Regions from separate parts of the Homo sapiens genome. Here region 1 is linked to region 2. Evidence: read pairs that join two places in POLR2A ChIA-PET (ENCODE). Cell type or tissue: PC-9. All regions are shown on one strand. Each heading gives the region's core, and the rest is flanking DNA. Links, peaks and the distances in the headings are about the cores only.

The links. ChIA-PET counts read pairs that join two places held together with the same protein. Peaks named below come from ENCODE experiments on the same cell type or tissue, not always from the same donor. Only the 100,000 strongest peaks of a DNase experiment are listed, where the experiment ranks them.
Region 1: POLR2A ChIA-PET joins it to region 2 with 12 read pairs; 2 of 35 experiments call an interaction of 5 or more read pairs at or near these places.

The regions. Positions count from the first base shown.
Region 1 is chr1:185,431,336-185,439,398 of GRCh38, forward strand. It overlaps the pseudogene RNU7-183P and the pseudogene MCRIP2P2. Among named protein-coding and RNA genes, the nearest start is that of CBSLR, 120 kb to the left of the region's middle. In PC-9, for the core only: no CTCF peak of the experiment used is centred there; no DNase peak of the experiment used is centred there.
Region 2 is chr1:185,640,679-185,652,125 of GRCh38, forward strand. It overlaps GS1-204I12.4 (a long non-coding RNA gene), which reads left to right and starts at 5,831. Exons shown (of 3, transcript NR_188649.1): 1 at 5,831-6,120. The region is part of intron 1 of LOC107985239 (a long non-coding RNA gene); the gene reads left to right. RefSeq lists an enhancer at 5,295-6,208. In PC-9, for the core only: no CTCF peak of the experiment used is centred there; a DNase peak (open chromatin) is centred at 5,783; H3K27ac peaks cover 343 bases.

The DNA of each region.
Region 1 (8,063 bases), core at 1-8,000, 210 kb before region 2:
AGTGAGACATAATATCATATTATTTTAAGCTACTAAAATTTGGGGGGTTTTGTTTGTTTCAGTACCTTATGTTATCCAAGCTATCACATGAGGAAGATTCCCTTATGCAACATACCATGCTTCCTGGGTTTGGGTCTTTATTGTCATGAAGGGCTAGTGCTTTTACTTGACAAATGTCATTGGTAGGTACATCTCCCTTTTATTAAGCTAAAATCTGATGAAGTCCTGTTAGTTTTAGCCACTGATCTCTGGAGCAAGACCAGGAAAGAAAATGTGAGTGCGTTTGTGATATGGAGGCTTCTTTTTGTGGTGGAAGAGGCCGATTTCGGAGGCCAAGTCTAGCTTGGAACAGTGTTGCCTGGAAAGGAATTTGAGAAAACGTCACACTGAATACAGTTGTGGTTAGATGCAGAGATGGACTTGAGAGAGGCTGTCTAGAAGCTCAAAGTGAGTCTATAAGGGTTGAGTAGATCCTTATGTGATGAATACCAGGAAGACTGAGGTTAACATCTAAACCCAGTAATCATCATGAGGGGTTAGATGTGTCTTTTCATGAGTGGTAGGGAGCTGTTGCTTGAAGGAATCGGAGTAGATGAGACAGGAGCAACAGAAAAAAATCTGCTCCTTTATTTATGTCCTCCTTTATTTATGTCCTTTATTTATGTCCTCCATGAACTTTATCTTCTCCAACCTAAGCAGACCTTTCTTTTTATTTCTTTTTTTAAATTTTTTATTGTTATTATTTTTGAGACAGGGTCTCGTGGTATCACCCAGGCTGAAGTACAGTGGCATAATCATAGCTCACAGCAGCCTCCACTTCCTGGGCTCAGGCAATCCTCCTACCTCAGCTTCCAGAGTAGCTGGGACTACAGGTGTGCACCACCGTGCTTGGCTAATTTTTTTATTTATTGTAGAGATGAAGTCTCACTACTTTGCCTAGGTGTGTCTCAAACTCCTGGCCCCAAGCAGTCCTCCCATCTCGGCCTCCCAAAGTACTGGGATTACAGGCATGAGCTTCTGTACTCAGCCAGCAAACCTTTCTCTTGTTTTTTGTTTTTTTGTTTTAGTTTATAGACATCATAAAATTCTTTGTATTTTCTTCTGGATTCATGTTAGGTTGTATAGAATTAAATATAGCACTTCATATATGGCCAGTCTAGTATAGAGCTCAGTGAGATGATTATTCTAACATCTGAATATTATGTGCTTTGAAATAAAAGAGACTGGGGCTGACTTCTGCCACTTACAAACTGGGTGATTTTGGGTAAAATACTTCTCTGAGCCTCAATTTCTACATTTATAAGAGAAAAAATTATGCTGAATCACATGGCGATTGCTGTGTAACAAAGCACCCTAAAATGTAATGATTTAAAAAGACATCTGTATATTACTTCCCAAGAGACTATGGGAGAGTTGGTTGATCTTGGCTGGACTCTTCTTTATTTTTTTTTTGAGACAGCATCTCACTCTATTGCCCAGGCTGGAGTACAGTGGTGTGATCATGGCTCACTGCAGCCTCAACCTCCTGGGCTCAGGAGATCCTCCGGGATAGGTAGCATGTACCACCACACCCAATTAAGTTTTTGTAATTTTGGTAGAGACAGGGTTTCACCATGTTGGCCAGGCTGGTCTCAAATTCCTGGGCTCAAGCGATCTGTCCCCCTCAGACTCCCAAAGTGCTGGGATTACAGGTGTGAGCCACTGTGCCCAACCTGGACTTATGTATCTAAAGTCAGTAGGTTGGTGGGGGCTGGTCTGGTCTAGGATGACTTCAGCTGTCATGACTTAAGTGGTTTCTCATCTCCTCACAGGCTACTCTGGGCTTGTTTCTATGGAGATGAGCAGGGTTCCAAGAAAGGGAGGGTGGAAGCATAGGCGGCTTTGTGAGACTCATGCTCAGAAGTGGCACAACATCACTTTGGTTGCATTTTTTTTGGCCAAAGCAAATCTAGCCTAGATTGAAAAGGTGAAGATTTCATCTCTTGATGGGGGTGGAGTAGTTAAAAAATCATGTTGTAATGGATGTGAATAGAGGGAGGCCATTGAAGCCGATAATGCATTTAATCTACCACAATTACCTACTTCCAAGAATTTTAACGAAAAATAAATATTATGTATAAATGATCTGATACACAGTAGGCAATCAATAAACCTAGTTCTTTTTTCTTCCATTGCTCTCTCTTACTTCTCTATTAATGAAGTCTGAAAATTTATTAATTAGTTTTCTTAGCTACTATGTTATTATTATTTTGGACCTGAAATAAATCCAAATTTTTTTTATATAAATCTGTCTCTCTCATTCTATATTTATATAACATGTTATATTTTCTGTAAATTTAAGATTTAAAATTTGCTTTGTAAAATCTATTAAGTGCATAATCATGGCCCATATACTGTGAAGATGTTGTTCATGATAGTGTGGTGGTTAGGGGCACCCTCTCTGAAAACAGTCTGCCTGGGCTTTAATCTCGCTGTGCCCTTTGCTAGCCCTCTGACCTTGGTCAAGTTACCTAACCTGCCCTCTGTAGAAAGGAAGTTATAATAGGGTTTTGTCATCTCCTATCTCCTATGACTGTTGTGAGAATGAAGTAATTTAATATTTCTGAAGCCTCTAATATTTCTGAAGCAGTGTCTGGCATGTAGGAAACTCTATGTGAGCAGTTGTTAAATATATAAGTGTTTGAATCTCCTGAGTGTTTCAATTGTTCAGCAAATTTATAATCCACTTACGTTTACTTTCACCATCTTCTGCAATGAATATTATGAGAAACTCCACATGCTTTGCAGAAATCTATTTACATGGTGTCTGGAGTTTTTGATCAACATAGCAGTCACTTAATAAAGGCAGTGAAGTTAGTTTGAAATCACTTTATGAACAGTAAAATATTTGTTATTAATATTATTACAATAATGTTACAGCTGTTTTAGAATTTATATACTAGATTTTCTGGTTTTCACTGGAAAACCCCACATGCAAAAAATTATATTATTATGTAATTATTATTAACTAATGTCCAATTTTCACAAAACATGTTTAAAAATTTTCTCTAGACATTTGTCAGGGAGTAGTCTATATTTTACAGGTTCTCATCTTTCCTCCCCTTCTGTTATTCTTTTTTTTTTGAGACAGAGTCTTACTCTGTTACCCAGGCTGGAGTGCAGTGGTGTGAACATGGCTCACTGTGGCCTCCAGCTCCCTGACTCAAGCAATCCTCTTGCCTCAGCCTCCTAAGGAATAGCTGGTACTACAGCCACACACCACCCCGCCTGGCTAATTTTAAAATTTTTTTGTAGAGATGAGGTCTCACTGTGTTGCCTAGGCTGGTCTTGAACTCCTGAGCTCAAGTGATCCTCCCACCTCGGCTTTCCAAAGTGTTGGGATTACAGGTGTGAACAACTCGCCTGGCCTGTTATTCTTTTTCTCCATGATGTTTTAACTGATTGGGATATTTGGACAATTTATTTCTTTAAAACTAGCTCAAAATTACCATACTTATGCATAATTGAATACATAATTACAATACATTGTAATAAACAGATAAGTATAAAAAGAAAAGCAAATTAAAAACAAACACCCAAATTTCTACTGTCCAGAGTAAACTACTATTAATATTGTTTTTTTTTCTTCCCCCTCTTCCCTCTCTTCCCTCTCCCTCCCTCCCTCCCTTCCTTCCTTCTCTTCCTTGTCTTTCTTTATGGAAGAATGCTATTCATAGCATTTTATAGCTTGTTTTCACTTAACTAACTATTAATGTATTTCTACAATATCTATTCTACAACAATATTCTATAACACTCTGCCAGTATTCTACAACATCATTTTGATGGCTGTGTACAGCTCTGTTGTATGGATATAACATAATTTAATTAGCAATCCTCTATTTTGGAGCACTAGTTTTCAGTTTTTTATTATTATTACAAATGTAGCATTTTGAACACTTTTATAGGTAAAATTTTGTGCACAACCATGATTATTTCATTGGAATATATTATTTGTTGAGTCTAAAGCATAGAGCACTTTTAACCTTTTAATAAATTTGACAAACTTCAGCCCCCGCAGAAATATTGTTGTTGTGTGTACTCTTAGTCTTGTCTATTCTGCATTAATAATAATAAAAAAAATCCCCTGCCTTTGTTCTGGAGCATATGCATTAGTGAACTCAATGAGTGTTAGAAATCTACGTCTAATTAAAAAATGTAGCTGGGCCCACAGACATTACTTTGTTATAGAAAGGCTTTAATATTTTTATTATCTTAGTTAACAAAACCATTTGTGAGCCATGAGTTCTATCTGTGAAATGGATCATTAGATGGAGATTGGCTTATCATTGAGTTCTAAAGCCCTAGAAATCTTTTTGTCTCTAAAGAGGCAACAAATAGGCTAATACTCTACTGAATACCTAAGAGAATCAGTGAGCAGTTGTGATATGATGGTATCTACCACTGATTCCTGATGTGAAATTGTTCAAGGGAAGGGAACTAACTCTTGTTAGAAGCCAGGCACTATACCCATGGGGAGAATGTTCACTGGGTGTCTGAAGCCTGGCAGCAGGTGGAACTGCAGCCAGATGGTGGCCCAGCCAGGAGAGTGAGCCAAGGCCTATGCAGTGCATGGAGAAGAACCCTAGCCCCTGCTGCACAGATTTGTGCCCATTGGCCTGGATGGAGTGGTGGGTGCAGCAGTTCCTGGCTAGAATCATCAAATGGTCATAGCAGCTGCCTGAGAAGAAACACTACCATGGTGAACTCTTCACCAAAAGAGAACCATGGTGCCCCATCCACCTGCTGCAGCCTGGCTGAGCACTGGCCATACCTGAAGTGAGAGCATTTGGACTTTTGTACCTGCTGTTCCATTGGGCCCAATCGCCAGAGGTCAAAGGCTGAACCTGTATGACCTCAATTCTGCTTACTGTACCCAGGGACCCACCCTTAGGACTGGCAGGAAGGAGCTCCAGGCTAAAAAAGAAAAAAAAGAGAGAAACCAGGCACTGTACATACATTTACATCATGAAATCCAAACTACAGGCTTACTGAGGTTATGTATTAGCCTTTTGATTTTCAGAAAGATAAATTGAAGCTAAGAGATTATTCCATTTGTCCGAAGTCACGTAAGGTCTAAGGTGGAGTTGAGATTAAAATATAGGTCTACCTAACTCCAAACGTGTATGCCACCCAAGCTCATTCCTGCCCTTATCATAGTGCACTATCTGATTGAACCATTAGCTCAAGAGTATTCCTTGAACACAAAGATTAAATATGAAATGGATACGGTATTTAATAATACATGTCTACCTCTCCTGAGCTCTTAAGGCACTCAAGGTTGGAACAAAGCTGTTTTGTGGCCCCTTCCTATGTTCCTAATTTAATGATGGTCAGTAAGACTCAGGAATCTGACTGCTCCAGTACTTCTTTCTTATATAGTCTCCAAATTTCTAATAACATGAATTGGCACCTACTAACCATAAATTTATAGTCCTAGAAACATTGACCTGAACAGATCACCTAATCATATCACTTCTAATTTTTAAAATGCATACCACTCTAATGGGGGAAAAATAGATATTGCCAGAATTCATTGCAAGACAAATTCTTGGATGGGACAGTAATGAGGCAGTGTCTGGTTTTCATTAAAGGTAATAAATAAATAATTCATAACCCAAACAAAAGTAGTATAGGCTTTGTCATAAACATTATTACTATCCAATGCACTAATTGTCAGTGGAATATGCTTTGAGGAACGTGAAATGAGACCTTTCTTCCTACCCTATTTTAGTTTAGTTGTCACTTGACTCCTTGAGAGCTTCAAATCTAATCTATTTTAAAATGGCTAGAGAAAAAAGTACATTACTCAAATGTGAAAAGTGTTGCAAGAGAAATTCATCCTGAGTTCAATCAGGAAGGGATCACTGTTTTGCTTGTTTCGTTTATGGGTAATATAGTTTTATCTCCATAGAAGTTTAAATTTCATGCTCAGGATTAAAGATAGTAAAGTGCCAGCCAAATTGGTATTTTTGGAAAAGCTACATAAGATTTCACATTCAAACCTTAAACACATTATTCCTTTCTTCATTGTATTACTTAATCTGTTTTTCCTTCCTATGGAACTAGCTTTTGTTTTGAAATATGACATAGTAATGGACTATTGCAAAGGAAAACAAGAATAAAGAAATATGATTTTTTGGTGTTGTTTGTATGCATAAGTATAAAGTACTTATTATTGTTAAACCAAGCTTTTTGTTTTACCTGTTTGGAGAAATAAATTTCTCTGTGCCACATGGCATTCCCTGCTGGCATTTTATGGGGCCACATAGGAATGAATGGTCGATTATTTTTTGGAAGGTGGTTTGTTGTAGAGGATAAGAATTTCATGCAAACAACATATATACAGGGTAGCATAAAATGGAATTTAATGTATAAGCAAGGATATGACAGTGTAAAAAAATCTTGGATGCAGAATCAGGAGGTCTGTGTAAACAAGAGGTGGTTGTGGGGACTGCGCTCTGAAAGGAGTTAACTCATTCTGTGACAGGAAGCAGACTTGGGAGAGGAAGAAGGAGGGATTTCACAGCTTCAGAGTGGGGACCATGGAAGTTCAACACAAAGGATGGCTCTGGATAAGTCTGTGTGATGCCCTGTCCTGGGAAAAAAAACACTGCATAGGGAGAAGCGAGTATGTGAATGAGCCTCAGGATGTGACTTTGGGAACCCCGTTAATTTTGGTGGGGAGTACACTTGGTTGAGTGCAGCCTAATTCCCATCTGGGCTCATCCTTGCTTGTCCCTTTAAGCACTATGAGGCCCAGCCAAGAATCTGTACTCTGATGGTGGAAGTGACTGGAACCAGAGACTCAGATGAGGTCACCTGGGAAACAAATGTAAGTAGAGAAAAAGAAGAGAATCCAAGACTGTTCCAAAGTTCAGAGGTAGGTAGTAAAGGAGGAGTTGAAGAGGAAAAGACCAGTGAGGTAAGAGGAAAATTAGGACAGTGGGGCGACATTCTTCTGGGGAGAGAAAAGTGTTTCAGAAAGTTAAGGAGTGGTCAGTAACACTAAATGTTGCTAAGAAGTTCAGCATGACGAAGGCACAGGATGTGTCCATTGAATTTGGTAGCATGGAGGTCATTGGCGAACTCAACAAGAACATGGAAGCTTGATTGGAGTGGTTGAGATGAGACTGGGAGGTATGAAAGTGGAGACAGGAGATAGAGTTATTCTTTTGAGGTGTTTGCTATAAAGAGAAGGAAAGAAATGGGGTAATAACTAGATAGCATATTGGGTCAAGGGAGGGTGATTTTTCTAAATAGAGAAACTAGATCTGATGCAACTGATTCAGAAGCATGGGAGAAATACAGTGATATAGGACAGAGAGGGTATAATTGCAAAGTAGTGGGAGAACATAGATTCAGAGATCTAAGTAGAGTAGGTGGGCTTTTTTGGAAGAAAGGACACATCTACCTTAGTAACTTCAGGAAAGAAGGTAGAAAGCAGACGCACAGAAGAAAGGAGATATATAGATTTGGTGATGAGAAGATAAGGTAACTCCATTTAAATTGCTTCTAATTTCTCAGGAAAATAGGAGGTAAGTTCAACAGCTGGGATGAGACAGAGATGTCTGAGGAAGAGAAAGAATAAAATAGCTGTCTATGAGAGCTGGAAAACAAGCACACTGGGGAAGTGTCAAATATCCATTCATGACTCTGAGTCATGAATTTATGGTGGAACTATTTAGTGGCATTGAGTGGTTTTCTTTAGCAAAATTCAGTTACAAGAATTTGGCCAGAGTTAAATTTAATCAGGTTTGAAGGTTTTCTGGGGAAGTCAGAAGGAGGGAAGGGGCAGAAAGTAATTAAAGGAGTTTGCATGCAAGCAGGTGTCTGGGCACAGATGGCAGTGAGGACATGAAGGTAATGGACTGGAAAAAATGTCACCAGTGAGTGGAGGAGTGGTCAGGAGGTTGATATATACCATCCACAAGGAGGGAGATGTGAGTGAATTGTGGTCTAATGATATGAGCTGGATATTTTAAAGAAGGAGAGGCAAAAGAAAGCTTTGAAAATGGTACTAGG
Region 2 (11,447 bases), core at 1,788-9,787:
AGAAATTATAACAAACTGTCTCTCAGACTGCAGTGCAATCAAACTAGATCTCAGGATTAAGAAACTCACTCAACACTGCTCAACTACATGGAAACTGAACAACCTGCTCCTGAATGACTACTGGGTACATAACGAAATGAAGGCAGAAATAAAGATGTTCTTTGAAACCAATGAGAACAAAGACACAACATACCAGAATCTCTGGGACACATTCAAAGTAGTGTGTAGAGGGAAATTTATAGCACTAAATGCCCACAAGAGAAAGCAGGAAAGATCTAAAATTGACACCCTAACATCACAATTAAAAGAGCTAGAGAAGCAAGAGCAAACACATTCAAAAGCTAGCAGAAGGCAAGAAATAACTAAGATCAGAGCAGAACTGAAGGAAATAGAGACACAAAAAACCCTTCAAAAAATCAATGAATCCAGGAGCTTGTTTTTTGAAAAGATCAACAAAATTGATAGACCGCTAGCAAGACTAATAAAGAAGAAAAGAGAGAAGAATCAAATAGACGCAATAAAAAATGACAAAGGGGATATCACCACCGATCCCACAGAAATACAAACTACCATCAGAGAACACTATAAACACCTCTGTGCAAATAAACTAGAAAATCTAGAAGAAATGGATACATTCCTTGACACATACACCCTCCCAAGACTAAACCAGGAAGAAGTTGAATCTCTGAATAGACCAATAACAGGCTCTGAAATTGAGGTAATAATTAATAGCTTGCCAACCAAAAAAAGTCCAGTACCAGACAGATTCACAGCCGAATTCTACCAGAGGTACAAGGAGGAGCTGGTACCATTCCTTCTGAAACTATTCCAGTCAATAGAAAAAGATGGAATCCTCCCTAACTCATTTTATGAAGCCAGCATCATCCTGATACCAAAGCCTGGCAGAGACACAACAAAAAAAGAGAATTTTAGACCAATATCCTTGATGAACATTGATACAAAAATCCTCAATAAAATACTGGCAAACTGAATCCCGCAGCACATCAAAAAGCTTATCCACTATGATCAAGTGGGCTTCATCCCTGGGATGCAAGGCTGGTTCAACATACGCAAATCAATAAATGTAATCCAGCATATAAACAGAACCAAAGACAAAAACCACATGATTATCTCAATAGATGCAGAAAAGTCCTTTGACAAAATTCAACGGCCCTTCATGCTAAAAACTCTCAATAAGTTGGGTATTGGTGGGACTTATCTCAAAATAATAAGAGCTATCTACGACAAACCCACAGCCCGTATCATATTGAATGGACAAAAACTGGAAGCATTCCCTTTGAAATGTGGCACAAAACAGGGATGCCCTCTCTCACCACTCCTATTCAACATAGTGTTGGAAGTTCTGGCCAGGGCAATCAGGCAGGAGAAGGAAATAAAGGGCGTTCAGTTAGGAAAAGAGGAAGTCAAATTGTCCCTGTTTGCAGATGACATGATTGTATATCTAGAAAACCCCATCGTCTCAGCCCAAAATCTCCTTAAGCTGATAAGCAACTTCAGCAATGTCTCAGGTTACAAAATCAATGTGCAAAAATCACAAGCATTCTTATACACCAATAACAGACAAACAGAGAGCCAAATCATGAGTGAACTCCCATTCACAATTGCTTCAAAGAGAATAAAATACCTAGGAATCCAACTTACAAGGGACATGAAGGACCTCTTCAAGGAGAACTACAAACCACTGCTCAATGAAATAAAAGAGGATACAAACAAGTGGAAGAACATTCCATGCTCATGGGTAGGAAGAATCAATATCGTGAAAATGGCCAAGGTACTGGCCAAGGTAATTTATAGATTCAATGCCATCCCCATCAAGCTACCAATGACTTTCTTCACAGAATTGGAAGAAAACCACTTTAAGTTCATATGGAACCAAAAAAGAGCCCGCCCACATTGACAAGTCAATCCTAAGCCAAAAGAACAAAGCTGGAGGCATCACACTACCTGACTTCAAACTATACTACAAGGCTACAGTAACCAAAACAGCATGGTACTCGTACCAAAACAGAGATACAGACCAATGGAACAGAACAGAGGCCTCAGAAATAATGCCGCATATCTACAACCATCTGATCTTTGACAAACCTGACAAAAGCAAGCAATGGGGAAAGGAGTCCCTATTTAATAAATGGTGCTGGGAAAACTGGCTAGCCATATGTAGAAAGCTGAAACTGGATCCCTTCCTTATACCTTATACAAAAATTAATGCAAGATGGATTAAAGACTTACATGTTAGTCCTAAAACCATAAAAACCCTGGAAGAAAACCCAGGCAATACTATTCAGGACATAGTCATGGGCAAGGACTTCATGTCTAAAATACCAAAAGCAATGGCAACAAAAGCCAAAATTAACAAATGGGATCTAATTAAACTAAAGAGCTTCTGCACAGCAAAAGAAACTACCATCAGAGTGAACAGGCAACCTACAGAATGGGAGAAAATTTTTGCAATCTACTCATCTGACAAAGGGCTAATATCCAGAATCTACAATGAACTCAAACAAATTTACAAGAAACAAACAACCCCATCAAAAAGTGGGCAAGGGATATAAACAGACACTTCTCAAAAGAAGACATTTATGCAGTCAAAAAACACATGAAAAAATGCTCATCATCACTGGCCATCAGAGAAATGCAAATCAAAACCACAGTGAGATACCATCTCACACCAGTTAGAATGGCGGTCATTAAAAAGTCAGGAAACAACAGGTACTGGAGAGGATGTGGAGAAATAAGAACACTTTTACACTGTTGGTGGGACTGTAAACTAGTTCAACCATTGTGGAAATCAGTGTAGTGATTCCTCAGGGATCTAGAACTAGAAATACCATTTGACCCAGCCATTCCATTACTGGGTATATACCCAAAGGATTATAAATCATGCTGCTATAAAGACACATGCACATGTATGTTTACTGCAGCACTATTCACAATAGCAAAGACTTGGAACTGACCCAAATGTCCAACAATGATAGACTGGATTAAGAAAATGTGGCACATATACACCATGGAATACTATGCAGCCATAAGAAGTGATGAGTTCATGTCCTTTGCAGGGACATGGATGAAGCTGGAAACCATCATTCTCAGCAAACTATTGCAAGGACAAAAAACCAAACACTGCGTTTTCTCAGTCATAGGTGGGAATTCAACAATGAGAACACATGGACACAGGAAGGGGAACATCATACACCGGGGACTGTTGTGGGGTGGGGGGAGGGGGGGAGGGATAGCATTAGGAGATATACCTAATGCTAAATGACGAGTTAATGGGTGCAGCACACCAACATGGCACATGTATACATATGTAACAAACCTGCATGTTGTGCACATGTACCCTAAAACTTAAAGTATAGTAATAATAAAATAAAAAAAAAGAAGGGAAACAACATTTGAACTAAAGCATAAAAATGACACATATTTTAATTGATAAATCTGAATGCAAAATGATGCCAACAATGAAACCATAAAAAGATTGTGTCTTTCTAAAGCCTTAAGCTTTATAGTTGGTTGAATATTTGTCTTCTATTAGTATATTGCTGTGCTCATTTTCCCTGAGCACCTAGGTCTCTCAGCACCAGTGACTATGTTCCATTTGACTAGATTTAAAGTGCTAGTGGATAAAACTTCTGGATTCTGGGCCTGGCAGGCTATTTCATGTTCTCTGATAAACATTGAAAAACATCTCTAAGTTCTTCCATCATGGGACATGTGCAAGATGTATTTCAATTTTCCATGGCATTACAACTGTAGTTGCCTGACTGTTCTTCTTGCCCACTGCACAAACAAAACCAGTTTACTGAGACCATGGTACTATGGTATATAATTAATTAATTAGCACAAGGCCAGCTATGCAGAAGAACTGGAGTTATCACTCAAATCAGTCTTCCTGAACGTTCAGAGGTTAGGGTTTTGCAAGCATAGTTTGGTGGGAAGAGAACTAGGGAATGGGTACTGCTGATTGGCTGGGGATGCAATTATAGAGGTGTGGAAAATAGTCTTTGTGCATTGAGTCTGTCTCTGGATGGGTGGTTGTGGGGTGGGTGGGGGCCCACAGGACAGATGAGTCATCAGTGACTAGTCCAGGTTGGGTAAGTCTGAAAAACATCTCAAAAGAGCAATCTTAGTTCTACAATAGTGATGTTACCTATAGGTGCAGCTGGGGAAGCAATGAATCTTATGACCTCTGGCCACATAACTCCTGAGCAGTAAGGGATTGTAGAAACAGCATCTACATTTTAGCAGAATTCAGGGCCCTCCCATAATCCTAATCTTGGTAGGCTTCATTAGTTTTACAAACCTCAATATAATATGATTAGCTATGGCATCAAAAATCAGTGTAATATTGGTCCATCTTATTGTAGGAACCAAGGGAAAACTTCCCCTTCACCCTCCAAGGGATCACTAATAATCAACTGACAAAAGACAGATAAGTAGGAGAAAAGGCATACGAAAGTTTGTTTTAACATGGTTAGCACTGGGGAACTTAAGGAGGAAGATTGCCTAATAACCCAATGTGGTACAGAAGCTTATATACTCTCTTCCATAGGGGAGGGGAGAGATGGGGAATGTAGGCAATTCCTTTGAGGGACCACAGATGATTATTAGGGAGAACAGTGAACTTGTAAATGATTCTCTTTGGAATTTGAATGAGCCCTAGAGGCTGGAATTATGTTGTGAAAAAGTCCATCTCCCTGTAGTTGCATTCCTTAGTCTTCTTTTCTGAGACAGATAATGAGATTTCAGAGAAGGGAGGAAAACAATTGTATTTCTCTTAGAAAGAAGATTTCTTGGTCAGATAAGGAAATTCCAGAGAGAGTCCCTCCCTGTGCTTGAGGCAAGGGCTGAGGGACAAGGCAAAGTTAGAGGGACCTTGATTTGCGGGCTGCGTCTAAGGCCTCTTAGCCTGTCATAGCACCAGTGTTTGGGTTATTGCTTTCTGAGCCCCAACGTTATACTCTATCCAAAGGTTTATTTTATTTTAATTTTTTATAAACTCTATGTCCAAACAACTGTAAAACTCACAACATGTGACCTAAGGGTATCATAGTGAGGTTACAGTGACCTAGTAGTCAGTGTGTAATTTCTAGGATTTAAACGGTAAGCTGTTTTCTCTGTGGAGAATGACACTATAGTATACTATTTGGGGTTATGGGCAAGCTAATAGATTTGGCAGTTCTCATTTTTTCCCCTTGGTCAAAAACTACTCAAGTTCTGAATGCAAATAAGAGATCTCAGAGCAGCCTCAAGTACTCAAAACACTGAACATGGCTCTATAAAACAACAGGGTATAATGAGCTATCTTGGTTTCCAAATTGGGTCTGGGATTTTCCAAATTTTACCCCAAATACTGTCCTTTTGGCTTTAATACTCTCTGTACCAGATATATCAGAATGAGAGAATCAAGAGTAAAACAAACTTGCATTTCCCAAACAGAGAATCAATAATCTTTTTGGAAGAAAATTTTAAAGGATATCAATCATTAAAAAAAGCAAGTCTGGAAACGATGATGTGTCACTCATTATGCAAATATCATGCTAACTCATAAGGGTGCTTTTCAGACCAGATTATTCTACTTTCAGACAAGCCCACCATATTAGCTTCATTGCACAATATTTAATCTCTGTCCTTGAAGTTCACAAATTAACTTGCTCTGTGATTTCCTCCTTGTGATAGCCTCTGGCTGTGTTTTTACTGCCTTAACAGCTACTGGCAGGCAGCTTGTCTCCCACATTCACTACAAAGCAAACAGGAATTTGGTCCCAGGGTAATTGGCTGTTCTCCAGCATAAGAATGCAAGTTATTCATGAGCTTTGTGAGCTTGCTTCTGACTAACACAGACTGTTTTCACTAGGGAGCACAGGGACAAAAAGAGTTGTGAAGTTTTGAGTCTTCAGGATTATTCCTTTCAAGTATGTGATAACCTGTGATTCTTCTCCCCAACTATTTTCTAACCGTCCCCGACCTTTTCCACTTCCTTTCATTTCGTAGTGACTACCAGAAATTTACCAAGGAAGCTGCCATGAAATAACATGTTTCTTTTAGAAATACAACTGACTCAATAGACAGCTATGGATGTGCTGTTATTTTGGAGATACAGTAAGTTTACAGAACTTTTAAAATTAAATCTTAAGCAAAATATGTGGGTAAATGCCAAATAGATTGGTGAGAGCCTAGGTTAACAGTAATTCAAAAAAAAAATGGAGAAAAAGACTTGCAGTTTCAAAGATAGGAGCATATATACTTTAAATTTTGAGGTGCTGAATAACAGATTTAAAGTTTACAAAAAATTAAGAGGTTTAAACAAAAATAAAAAAAAAGCTACCCATTCATCATGGTCGGAAGAAAGTAAAAGAGAGAATTCTAAGCTCCTAAAAACAGGGGCATCTAAAAAGATTTTCCTTCTTTATTATCTTACCTGAGAGGTCCATACTGTAAATCTAGATACCATGTTTTCTAAATTATTCTGGAACTACACTACCCACACGACTGTAATATTTAAAATGATTGTCCAAAAATGTATTTAACAGAGACACCAACAAATGTTTGAGACTTACAAACAAGATAAATTTGTTAATTCCTTTAGTTCACTCAAAGCTGTACAATGATAAAAAAACCAAAATATTAAATATACTGTACACCCTGATTTATTTAAATTTTTATTATTACTTGCTGAAAACTTGAATGGAAAGATTTTGCTTTTTTGTAATGCAATTGTCAATGGAAAGAATTAAACTCTGTAAAATATTTGAAGAGATTTATTCTGAGCCAAATGTGAGTGACCATGGCCCGGGAGGTCCTGAGAACATGGGCCCAAGGTGGCTGGGGTGCAGCTTGGTTTTATACATTTTAGGGAGGCATGAGACATCAATCAAATACATTTAAGAAATACATTGGTTTGGTCTACAAAGGCAGGGCCATTCAAAATAGGGGCTTCCAGGCTGTAGGGAAATTTAAACATTTTCTGGTTGACAATTGGTTGAGTTTGTTTAAAGACCTGGGATCAACAGAAAGGAATGTCTGGGTTGTGATAACATGTCGTAGAGACCAAAGTTTTACTATACAGATGAAGCTTTTAGCTAGCAAGCATCAGAGAAAATAGATTGTAAAATGCTTCTTATCAGACTTAAAATCTGTGTTGATGTTAATGCCAGAGAGGTATAATGAAGCCTGTTCAACCCCCACTTCCTGTCATGGCCTGAAACAGTCTCTCAGGTTAAGTTTTAAAAGTCCTAATGTGTCCGGAATTGGTGGGTTCTTGGTCTCACTGACTTCAAGAATGAAGCCGCAGACCCTTGCGGTGAGTGTTACAGTTCTTAAAGATGGTGTGTCTGGAGTTTGTTCCATCTCATGTTTGGACGTGCTCGGAGTTTCTTCCTTCTGGTAGGTTCATGGTCTCGCTGGCTTCAGGAGTGAAGCTGCAGACCTTTGCGGTGAGTGTTACAGCTCTTAAGACGGCACGTCTGGAGTTGTTCGTTCCTCCTGTCCGGAGTTGTTCATTCCTCCCATCTGGAGTTGTTCATTCCTCCCAGTGGGTTCATGGTCTCACTGGCCTCAGGAGTGAAGCTGCAGACCTTTGCAGTGAGTGTTACAGCTCTTAAAGGTGGTGTGTCCAGAGTTGTTCATCCCTCCTGGTGGGTTCATGGTCTTACTGGCTTCAGGAGTGAAGCTGCAGACCTTCACCGTGAGTGTTACAGCTCATAAAGGCAGTGCGGACCCAAGGAGTCAGCAGCAGCAAGATTTATTGTAAAGAGCAAAAGAACAAAGCTTCCACAGTGTGGAAGGAGACCCCAGCAGGTTGCCCCTGCTGGCTCTGGCAGCCTGCTTTTATTCCCTTATCTGGCCCCATCCACATTCTGCTGATTGGCCCATTTTACAGAGAGCTGATTGGTCCGTTTTACAGAGAGCTGATTGGTCTGTTTTGACAGGGTGCTGATTGGTACATTTACAATCTGGCTAGACACAGAGTGCTGATTGGTGCATTTACAAACCTTGAGCTAGATACAGAGTGCTGATTGGTGTATTTACATACTTTAGCTAGACATAAAAGTTCTCCAAGTCCCCACCAGATTAGCTAGATACAGAGTGCTGATTGGTGCATATACAATCCTCCAGCTAGACATAAAAGTTCTCTAAGTCCCCACCCAACTCAGGAGCCCAGCTGGCTTCGCCTAGTGGATCCCATACCAGGACTGCGGGTGGAGCTGCCCGCCAGTCCCGCGCCACATGCCTGCACTCCTCAGCTCTTGGGTGGTCGATGGGCCTGGGTGCTACGCAGCAGGGGGCAGTGCCCGTCGGGGAGGCTCAGGTCGCCAGGGAGCTCACTGTGGGGGGGCTCGGGCATGGCGGGCTGCAGGTCCCAAGCCCTGCCCCGCGGGGAGGTGGCTGAGGCCCGGCGAGAATTCAAGTGTGGGGCAGGCGGGCTGGCAGTGCTGGGGGACCCAGTGCCCCCTCCGCAGCTGCTGGCCCGGGAGCTAATCCCCTCACTGCCCAGGGCCGGTGGCGCCGGCCAGCCACTCCGAGTGCGGGGCCTGCCGGGCCCGCGCCCACCCCGAACTTGCGCTGGCCCGCGAGTGCTGTGTGCAGCTCCGGTTCCCTTCCATGCCTCTCCCTCCACACCTCCCAGCAAGCAGTGGGAGCCAGCTCCGGCCTTGGCCAGCCCAGAGAGGGGCTCCCACAGTGCAGCGGTAGGCTGAAGGGCTCCTCAGCATGGCCAGAGCGGACGCTGAGGCCGAGGAGGTGCTGAGAGCAAGTGAGGGCTGCTAGCACGTTGTCACCTCTCACTAACTGAGGGGGAAGTCCATCCAGATGGTTGAGGGGTCTTAGAATTTTATTTTTGGTTTATGTAATTTATAAGTGAATCAGTTCTTTCACACTTCAGTTCCCTATCCTTGTGTGGCATCATCTCTCTCTCTTGATCATGCATCTACCTTTGGATTGGCGCTTGGCAGTTTCGTGGGACTCTCTGAGTAGACACACGGAGATTTGCAAAGATCTGTTTTACTTAGATGTCCGAGGAGGAATATTAATTAATTTTAGCATGCCACCTGCAGCTTGTAAGCCCAGCATAGTTCACAGATCAAATGCTTGCATTCCAGCTGCTGGAGCTCTAAAGTTAAGTGGTTAGGATTTTTGCCCTCAAGGAGTCCTCAGTCCAGTGGAGAATCCAGATGCACAAACAAACATTGATGATGAAATATAAGTGTAGTAAAGAAGAATGTGGCAAATTGTGTAGGGGTGAAGGGAAAGCTTCCCCTTCACTCTCAGAAGGTTCCGTGAAAAATTCAGTTCACAAAAGGCAGATTAATAGGAGAAAAAGGATACTAAAAGAAACTGACCAAACTTACTTGATCATAGTTTATTTGATCATAGTTTCCCATGACACAGGAGCCTTCAGAATGAAGATTCAACTCCCCAGTGGGGTACAGGAGCTTGTATATCACCTTGAGATTACAGAAAGAACAGGAGCTTGGAGCATGGCCAAAACCAGGTTATGGTGGTAAATCAGATTTTAGTGAAGAGACAGGTTATGGGAGGGAGAGAAGGGGAGGCTTGGCTATTAAAAGTGGTCTTGGTATGGAGATAAAACCTCACAGGTAGCAGCCCTCAGAGAGGATAAATGGACAATGTTTCTTTCGGATATTTAAATGTGTCAGACTCTTGGTTAATCTTTCCTAGATCTGGATTAGGGAAGGCCTGGTTGCGTTAATGCAGATTGCTAATGATGCAAATTTCCCCCACAAAAGACAGCTTTGCAGGACCAGTTCTGTTTACTGACCCCCTGACAGCCATCCCAAAATATGTCAAAGAAATATATTTGGGGCTGAAATATTTTTATTTCCTTTAGCTGCCATGGGAGCGTGGATGAGAAAGCAATTCATCTCGAAATGGAGATTAGTAAATGTGAGCCTTAGAGAGGACAGATGTCTGAGCAGAGCTTTGAATCACATGTTAGGGAGGTGGAGTTTGGAAGGAGGAAGGCATGATGCTGCGAGAACACGGTACTTCTGTGGAGTGGTCAGGGGAGAGTGGCTAGAGAAAGAGGTGGACATAGTGAAGGGCCATGAGGTTTGAACTTTGGACTTCCTTCTGTAGATAGGAGTCTTCAGAGAAAGTAGCATAATCACAGCCAGGTGCCATTTGGAATTTTACGAGTGAGGCATCCAAGTGTTTGTTCAATGCTTGTAAACCAACCTTGTTGTAGGTGTGGATTCATAAACTGATTTACACACTTGGATAATGGGTTATTATGAGCCAATTATTTCTTAGAGACTGAAAAAGTTCTTAGTAACTGAAACCTTCTGCCTCAGGACATAGGAAGGGCAGGATAAAAGTAATCAGGCTTAGAATGTTTCTCACCAAGACCAGTTTGAGCAAGATTAGACATTTCAATAGTCAGATCTTTTCTCTTCAGGGCAGCTGTAGCAGCATAGCAAGACTCAGATGTGAGTGCCAGGGTCTGTTTAAAGCTTCCTCACCAGCTGTGAACTCTTTGGCAAGTCACTTCTTTGATTCTCAATTCTTCTACTATAAAATGAGGAATATAATCATATCTATTTGTTTCAGAGGTGGTTGTGAGGATTAAACAAAATTAAATGAGCTAATATAAGCATTTTTTGGATGTCATAAAGTATTGTGAAAAGTATGGGGTTATGGTTATAACTATCAAAAGTAGAAGTCTAACTGATTATAAAAATACCAATAATGATTATTATTTATTGAAGGTTTGTTTTGTGCTGGCCCTATTCTAAATTCTTTACATATGTGATCTTATAATTCTTATAGTAATCCTATAGGGGAGGTTTTTACAGAGAAGGAAACTAAGGCTTGACAAGGTTGAACAATTCATAAGCAATAGAGCCAGAAATCAGAAGTCATACTTTGCTGACTACAAGCCTGGGCTTATAATCACTACTTTTCCAATCAATCTTTTATTTTCATTTTTTTTTTCTTTTTTTATAGATAGGTCTTACCTATGTTGCCCAGGCTGGTCTTGAACACTTGAGCTCAAGTGATTTTCCCACCACGGCTTCCTAAGTTGAATCAATCTTTTCAAAATGCTTGTTTTTTACTTTAAAGTTTAGGCAACTGACAAGAAATTATCAACACATCATCATTGCAGAATTACTAGGCTGAAGTTTCTCATGTTCCTTCTATCAGAACTAGGAATCTACAGATAGAAAATGTGATCCCTTTTTTTTTCTTATATATGAACACGAGCTATTATTGTTGACTACAAATAAAATATGCTCTGAGTTTTGTTGTCAAAATATGACTTGAGGAATAGTTTAATATGAAATTCATTTCTTTTTTTAGGGAGGCAAAACCACACAGTCTTTCAAATTATGTTCTCTATTATTTTGTCCTTTATTGACAAAACTGTTTAAGAAGAATAGAGCACAGAAACGCTGGAACACTGTTCCTCA